Linked DNA regions of Homo sapiens: all the other regions are linked to region 1. A link is an interaction called in ENCODE POLR2A ChIA-PET data of the cell type or tissue named here. Cell type or tissue: MCF 10A. All regions are shown on one strand. Region 1 has its middle 52 kb from the start of LINC01819. Region 2 has its middle 18 kb from the start of LINC01819. Region 3 has its middle 47 kb from the start of ZFP36L2.

What was found. Peaks named below come from ENCODE experiments on the same cell type or tissue, not always from the same donor. Only the 100,000 strongest peaks of a DNase experiment are listed, where the experiment ranks them.
Region 2: POLR2A ChIA-PET joins it to region 1 with 5 read pairs; 6 of 35 experiments call an interaction of 5 or more read pairs at or near these places.
Region 3: POLR2A ChIA-PET joins it to region 1 with 7 read pairs; 7 of 35 experiments call an interaction of 5 or more read pairs at or near these places.

What each region holds. Positions count from the first base shown.
Region 1 is chr2:42,986,331-42,988,830 of GRCh38, reverse strand. No RefSeq gene overlaps it. Among named protein-coding and RNA genes, the nearest start is that of LINC01819, 52 kb to the left of the region's middle. In MCF 10A, no CTCF peak of the experiment used is centred here; a DNase peak (open chromatin) is centred at 1,492.
Region 2 is chr2:43,056,261-43,058,760 of GRCh38, reverse strand. No RefSeq gene overlaps it. Among named protein-coding and RNA genes, the nearest start is that of LINC01819, 18 kb to the right of the region's middle. In MCF 10A, no CTCF peak of the experiment used is centred here; a DNase peak (open chromatin) is centred at 1,530.
Region 3 is chr2:43,178,128-43,180,627 of GRCh38, reverse strand. No RefSeq gene overlaps it. Among named protein-coding and RNA genes, the nearest start is that of ZFP36L2, 47 kb to the left of the region's middle. RefSeq lists enhancers at 167-692, 1,744-2,268, 2,269-2,500 and a cis regulatory region at 1,147-2,003. In MCF 10A, no CTCF peak of the experiment used is centred here; DNase peaks (open chromatin) are centred at 1,527 and 1,807.

The DNA.
Region 1 (2,500 bases):
TTTGTGCTACTGCACTCCAGCCTCCAGCCTGAGTGACAAAGCAAGACACTGCCTCGAAAAACAAAACAAAACAAAAATGATAGTCTTTTTCAACAAATGGTACTGGAACATATCCATAAGCAGAAAAGTAAACTATACTTTGCACCATACGTAAAATATAACTTCAAGTGGACTCTAGACCTAAATGTAAAATCTAAAACTGTGAAACATCTAGAAGAAAGCCTTTTTGACCATGGAGTAGGCAAAAATTTCTTAGATATAACACCAAAAGCATGATCCATAATGAAACAAATTGGTAGGTTGTCCAACACAGTGAAACCCCATCTGTACTAAAAATACAAAATTAGCCAGACATGGTGGCACATGCCTGTAATCCCAGCTACTTGGGAGGCTGAAGCACGAGAATCACTTGAAACCGGGAGGCAGAGGCTGCAGTGAGCCAAGATCATGCCACTGCACTCCTGCCAGGGCAACAAGAGCAAAACTCCGTCTCAAAACAAACAAACAAAAAAACTTAATAATGCCAGGTGCAGTAGCTCACACCTGTAATCCCAGAAATTTCCGAGGCCAAGGCAGGATGATCCTTTGAAGCCAGAAGTTTGAGACCAGCCTGGGCAACATAGCAAGACCCCATCTCTACAAAAAATTAAAAAGTAAATTAAAAATTAGCTGGGCATAGTGGTATGTACCTGTAGTCCCAGCTAATTGGGAGGCTGAGATGGGAGGATCACTTAAATCCAGGAGGTCAAGACCAACTTGGGCAACATACCAAGACCCCTTCTCTACAAACATTTTTAAAAAATTAGCTGAGTGTGGTGGTGCATGCTGGTAGCCCTAGCTACTAGGAAGGCTAAGGCAGGGGGATCGCTTCAGCCCAGGAGTTTGAGACTGCAGTGGGCCATGATCTTGCCACTGCATTCCAGCATAGGTGACAGAAAGAGACCCTGTCTCTAAAATTTTTTTTTAATTTAATAAGAAGAAAGCAGCCTAAAAAAATGGATACAAGATCTCTCATTCCACTAACTATTAGAATAGCTAAAATAAAAAAGACTGACTATACGAAGTGCTGGCAGGGATGTGGAGGAACTGGAATTTTCATACACAGCTAATGAGAACTTAAATGGTACAACCACCAAACACTTAGGAAAACATTTGGACAATTTCTTAAAAAGTTAAACATACGCATACTGTGGCCTGGTGCGGTGGCTCACACCTGTAATCCCAATACTCTGGGAGGCTGAGCCAGGCAGATCACCTGAGGTTGGGAGTTCAAGACCAGCCTGACCACCATGGAGAAACCCCATCTCTACTAAAAATACAAAATTAGCCGGGCGTGGTGGCACATGCCTGTAATCCAGCTACTCAGGAGGCTGAGTCAGGAGAATTGCTTGAATCCGGGAGGAGGTTGCGGTGAGCCAAGATCATGCCATTGTACTCCAGCCTGGGCAGCAAGAGTGAAACTCCATCTCAAAAAAAAAAAATAAATGTTAAACATACACAATTGTGCAATCCAGCCATTCCACTCCTAGGTATTTGTCCAGAGCAATAAAAGTGTCCATACAAAGACTTATTCATCAATGCTCATACCAGCTTTATTTGTAATAGCCTAAAACTGGAAACGACCAAAATGTCCATTAACAGATGAATGGATAAACAAACTGTGTTATATCTATACAATGGAATATTACTCAGCATTGTAAAGAATGAAGTATTGATACATACTGCAACAGGGATGATTCTCAAAATAATAATGCTGAAAGAAAGAAGCTAGGCAAAAAAGAATACCTGCTGTTTGAGTCCATTTATATAAAACTCTAAAAAATGCAAACTATAGTGACAAAAAGCAGATCAGTGATTTCCTGGGGATGGGGGGAATGGGAAAGAGGTAGAAGGAAGGATTGCATAGGAGGAAACTTTTCGGGTGATGAAAAATTCATTTACTTGATTGTGGTGATGGTTTCAAGGGTGTATAAACATGTCAAAACTTATCACATTAGGTACACTTGAAATATGTGCAGTTTATCATAAGTCAAGTATACCTCAATAAAGCTGTTAAAAAATAACTGATTGCTTTTGTAAGGCAGAAATATGAGACTAAGGATATTGTATTACATCATGCATTGTAATATTTCATTACTGTGTGGCCCTGCTTAATTATTCATATACTAGTTAGAAAATTTTGTGATGTACAGATTATGGGTGTACCCTTGATAGCTGCCTGAGTTTGATTTTGTGGTCAGTTCTATAAAATTTTGTATATCAGTTCCATGGCCAGGAACATAATCCTTTATTAATATATTGTTTCTGTGGGAAATCAGAATTGGCTTATGTGATATTTACATAGTTCCCTCCTTCTGCCCTGGGCCTCCTCTTCTCAAATCCATCTCACACACTGTTGCCAGGCCTACCTTTCTTTTTTTTTTTTTTTTTTTTTTTTTGAGACACAGTCTCGCTCTCTCTCCCAGTCTGGAGTGCAGTGGTGCGATCTTGGCTCACTGCA
Region 2 (2,500 bases), 70 kb before region 1:
TCTCTTGGGAAGACATTGATTTTCTTGCTGACATGAGTCCAGAGAGTAAGAAACACACTCACAATATGAGCAAGGCCTGCCGTGGAAAGCCAGAGAATTTTCACTAAATCTTTCTTAGGAATTGCAATGATAGCACGCAGCAGATTCCTGAGGAAGGTGGCGTTGCGTGTTAATTAGGTTTTGCCAGAGAAAAATGAACGTGCTCTAAGACACTTTCCCACGTATGTGTTCGTGCAGGTTGTGAGAACTCAGAAAAGCTTTGCATCCAGGCTGTGCCCAGGACTCAGATTTCACTAGCTCCAGGGGTTCTCTTTTGCAGTGAACACAGTGGCCTCCTCATTAGAGCTTTTCAAACCAGGGTGGGCACTGAGGAAGGGATTGAAAGTCCCCTGGGGCAGAGGGACCTTTGAAATGGGGAGCCACTGCCCCAGCCTGAGAAGCAGAGAACAGTGACCTGGGGGGGCGTCCATGGGGGTAGCCTGAGTTCCGGAGCTTGGTGGTCCCGCAGCGCTACTTAAAGGTCACTGCACCATCTCCAGTGATTCCCTGAGTCTGCCCTGCGGCTTCCAATTCCCCCAGTGGGCCTGGAAGAACGACCCACTTCATGCTGGGAAAGCCATGCTGATGCTGTTGACCTGCAGGAATAGAATTTGGAACCGTATCCCTCCCTCCATCCCCTCACAGGAGACAGAAAGCAGGGAGGATTGAGAGGATCTGGGCACGCGGGGGTTGCTCAGGAAGCAGGAGGGGGCTGGCTGCAGGGAGAGAGCAGCAGGAGTTCACCTGGGAGAGGAAGTATGTGAAGCAGGCTTGCCGCAGCACCACCTGGCCACCTGATCCCCCGGTGGAGTCTCAGGAATCCCATTTCTGGAGGTATTCAGGCCATGTTGAGTGTGTGGGGAGTGTGAGGCGGAGAGAGCCCTGAGTCAGAATCCACACCATGACACTCACTGTGGTGATGACAGCAGGCACATTCCGATAGGGACAATATTGATCAGTTCAGTAGTTCCTGACCTGTCTGGCTGCAGAGTTGAATCTCCTAGAGCCTTAAAAAGAAAACAAAAAACGATGCTGGACCCCACTGCAGGCTGATGGAATCCAGTGGGAGCCTGACGCTGCCCGGGTGACTGATGGCCAGGCAGGACCGAGGACCGCGGGATTGCACTCGGTAGAGGACCCCCTCCCCTAGTGCCTTCGGCCGTCCCCACAGCCGTGCTGAGGTGAGCAACCAGGCTGCTGGGTGGAGGGAAGGAGATGCCCAGCCCCCTTGGGGCAGGATGGAGTTGGATGCCTCTCCAGCTGCCACTGGCCCCTGGCAGGGCTCAGAGGATGCCCCTGCATTAAGTGAGGACTCGGGCTTTCTGTCTCCCAGGACCCTCACGTCCCTCAGCCTCTGCTGCCTTTGGGGCACCTCTGTGGCCAGGGTGGCTGGGTGGCCTCCGTGTGCTCCCCAGCCCTGATTCCACCAGCCCTGTCAGCCTGGCACAGCCTGGGTCCCCTGCCAGGTCTGGTGTGCAGCTGGCGTGAGGCCTAGAATCTGTCAGCGGCTTCATTGAGATGCTGCCCCATCTCTGCCCTAGTTCAGGGTTTCAGAGCCTTAAGGCACACATCCCAGTCTTTTCCTGCTCCCTCTGTCACCCTGGAAACAGGTCTCAGTTTCTGGCGGCCCAGGGTGGATGGTGGGGTTGTCCCCATAGGGCAGGGTAGGGCATGGGTGGGGGGCAGTGCTGGCTGGCTGAGTTGGGACAGACCTAGCAGAACCAAGGCTTGGCAGGGTGTGGGGGCTGGGGAGGGCCAGGGCAGGCCCACGCTGAAGAAAGGGCCCTTTCTGAAGTTCACCGGCATAAAGGGAATTTTTTTTGTTGGTTTGTCTTCCCTGGTGAGGGTGCCTTCTTCTAATTTACACAAAAGTGTCATATGTGTCAATGGTGGCCAGGTGTGTGGAACCTGTCTCGGGTTCCCTGGGCATTTCCTGAGCCCAGAATCTCTCTCACACCCACCTGGTCAGTGATTTATCCATGGGAAAAACCTGGCAGCTTGTGGAGTTCTGGCAGCTTGTGGGGTTCGGCCCTTGAATCTCCTGTGGTGGGTGACTCTGGATGTGCCCAGCCCCACCTCCAAGATGAGGAGAGACAGGACCTTCTCCTCCCAGACTCCCAGCCAGCCACTCTCCCCTTACCAAGCCCAAGAGGGGAGGATAGTGGGTGGCTGTGTGGAACCTGTCTGGGGTTCTCTGGGCTTTCCCAAGCCCAGAATCCCTGTCACAGCCACCTGGGCAGTGATTTGTCCATGGGAAAAACCAGGTGAGGACTAGAAACCCTGCTTAGTTCTTGCCCTGACTCTCCTGGACTTTCTCCCCCAAAAACCTCCACTTACTTACGCACTCCCCACAGCTTCATGAGGTTTCAGGGGAGGTTGAAGACCATGCTCTGGATGTGAAGTCATTCGGCCTGGACTCTGGTCCCGGCTCAGCTGCTCCTGCATCCCCCCAGTTCCCAGG
Region 3 (2,500 bases), 190 kb before region 1:
GGACACCACAAATGGAACCCTGGCCTCACACCCAGGCCCCACACAAAGAGCTTGGCCTGTGCTGCCTCATCTACTACCCTGCCCACCATGCAAGGCAGGGATTAATATGTCCTGCTACAGACAAGGAAACGGAGCTTGAGAGAAAGAAAGTAGCTCGCTCAAAGTCTCCCAGCTAGTAAGTGTCAGGACCAGATTGGAATCTGGAGCCTGAGAAATCAGCTATTTGGAAAAATCAGTCCAGACAAGAAAATGGTAGGACAGAGCCCACCGTGGGTGAGAGGTGGTGACATGGCCACCCTCCCTCCATCATTTCACCCCTGCAGGCCCATCGTCTGTGGGGACATCTTTTTGAAATTCCAAAAGCTCTGGATGCAAACCCCAAAGCCTCTCTGAGTAAGTCCTCAGGTGGCCAGATCCTCCCAGGCTGGCGCCTACCTCCCTGGAGGATTTCCCCTGTACGGCTTCCATTTGAAAAGGAGCTTAGGGCCTCGGTACCGACCCCGCTGGGCCGTTCGATGCCCTGGCTCAGGGATGCAGAGTGGAGGAGCCTGGCCTGCTGGGGAGGGGGTGGGGGTGGGAGCAGGTGTGGGGTGGAGGAGGGGGCACTGGAAAATCCCTCTGAGCCTGGCCTTGGGTGTTGAGTTTATTTAATGTTACCTGTGGACCCCCCACCTTTTCCCCCATTTAACATCTCTTGTACGTAGCTTTTTAAAAAACTCACATCAGGCCGGGTGCGGTGGCTTACACCTCTAATCCCAGCACTTTGGGAGGCTGAGGCGGGTGGATCACCTGGGGTCAGGAGTTCGAGACGACCCTGGCCAACAAGGAGAAACCCTGTCTCTACTAAAAATATAAAAATTAGCTGGGCGTGGTGGTGTGTGAGGTGTGTGACTGTAGTCCCAGCTACTCAGGAGTCTGAGGCAGAAGAATCGCTTGAGCCCGGGAGGCAGAGGTTGCAGTAAGCCAAGATTGCCCCACTGCGCTCCAGCCTGGGCAACAGAACGAGACTCGGTCTCAAAAAACAAAATAAAACAAAAAAACCCCAAAAAACCTCACATCCTTTATGTAGCATTTTATAAATATGAACTCATCAATCCTCAGAACAACTTTATGATATAGATATTATTGTGCCCAAATTTTACAGGTAAAAAAGTTGAAGCAGAAGGTCAGGGACTTGCCCAAGGTCATCAGCAGTCAGTGGCCGAGGTGGAGCTTGAACCCAGGCAGCTGGCCTCTGGACGCTATGCTCCGAAATCCCTCCTCTCTTTGGAGACAGAAGCCTCTGAAAGTCTTGCTCCCCAGCCAGGCCGCTGAGGGCCTCAGAGATAACCGTTCCTTTCTTTTCACACAGGCCCAGAATTTGTTTACCTTGAGTGGGCAAGTAGCCGCCCCAAACAAAGGGGATGCGAGTGGAGATAACTCAATCGTTCAGGGCCTGGCCAGGCAGTTGGGAGGGCCAGGATTGAGCCCAGCCAGCCTGGGGGCCAGGCTTGAGAAACTGCTGGGACCTGGCTGCCGGCTGTTTGTTGCAAAACAATGAGTCAGCCCCGGAGGAAGGGGAGCAGGGGTGCTGGGGAATCGGGTGGAGAGGCCTCTCCTCCCTCAGCCCTGACTCCAGCTTTTCCCATGGTGGGTTCTGCCCACCCCCACCCTCCCAGACCTTGGTCTTCAGAAGGCTCAACCAATTTCCTTTTTTGTTGTTTGGCTGTGATAGGAAAAGTATTGAAAAATAGAAAGTGCCCTAGACAAGAAAACACTCTGAAAGCTGAAACGTGAAACCTGGCAGCCTGGGCCAACGCCCCAGCGGGAGGTGGCCAGCGAACCAGGCTTCTATCCCTGGGCTCCCTCCCAGGCAGGCACCAGCCCATGAAGGCACTGCAGCCCTGTCAGTAGAGCTGAGAACTTGGAGGTTCAGGGATGAGTGGTGACCGGTTCAAGGTCGCATGGCTGGTGCTATGGCCCGGGAGGGTGGGCAGGTCTCAGGGACCAGGTCACTAGATAGGAAGAGGCTGGAAACACAGACTTCTTTAAAAACAAAACGTTAGCCTTGCCAAGGGACCATGCACTTCTATTCCCACATGGCACCAGAGCTCCTTGCCAGAGGTACACCAGGGTATGTGACAGTTCTCCACCCTGGCCTGCCCCAGTGAGCCAAAGCCACTCCTAACAGATCCCATCTGCCCACAGTGGGTGTCACGAGCCACTCCATTCCTCCTCTGGCCCTGCCTCCTCCACCTCCGGGCCCCTTCCTCTCACTTATCTAGTAAAGATAGTGCCTTCCCGTTGTTGAGAACAGGACAGAGGGAATTTGCTCATGATCACAGAGCAAATTTATTAATTCATTCATCAAAACCATGTTGGGCTGCTACAGAGCCTGACTCCAGAGAATAGTGAGAAGGGAGGGCACGGTCTCTTGGGGAGCCAGCTGTACACACAGATAACTGCTTTATCACAGCACATCGATCAAGACTTATCTGCCATGTGTGCAGTGGGACGCTGA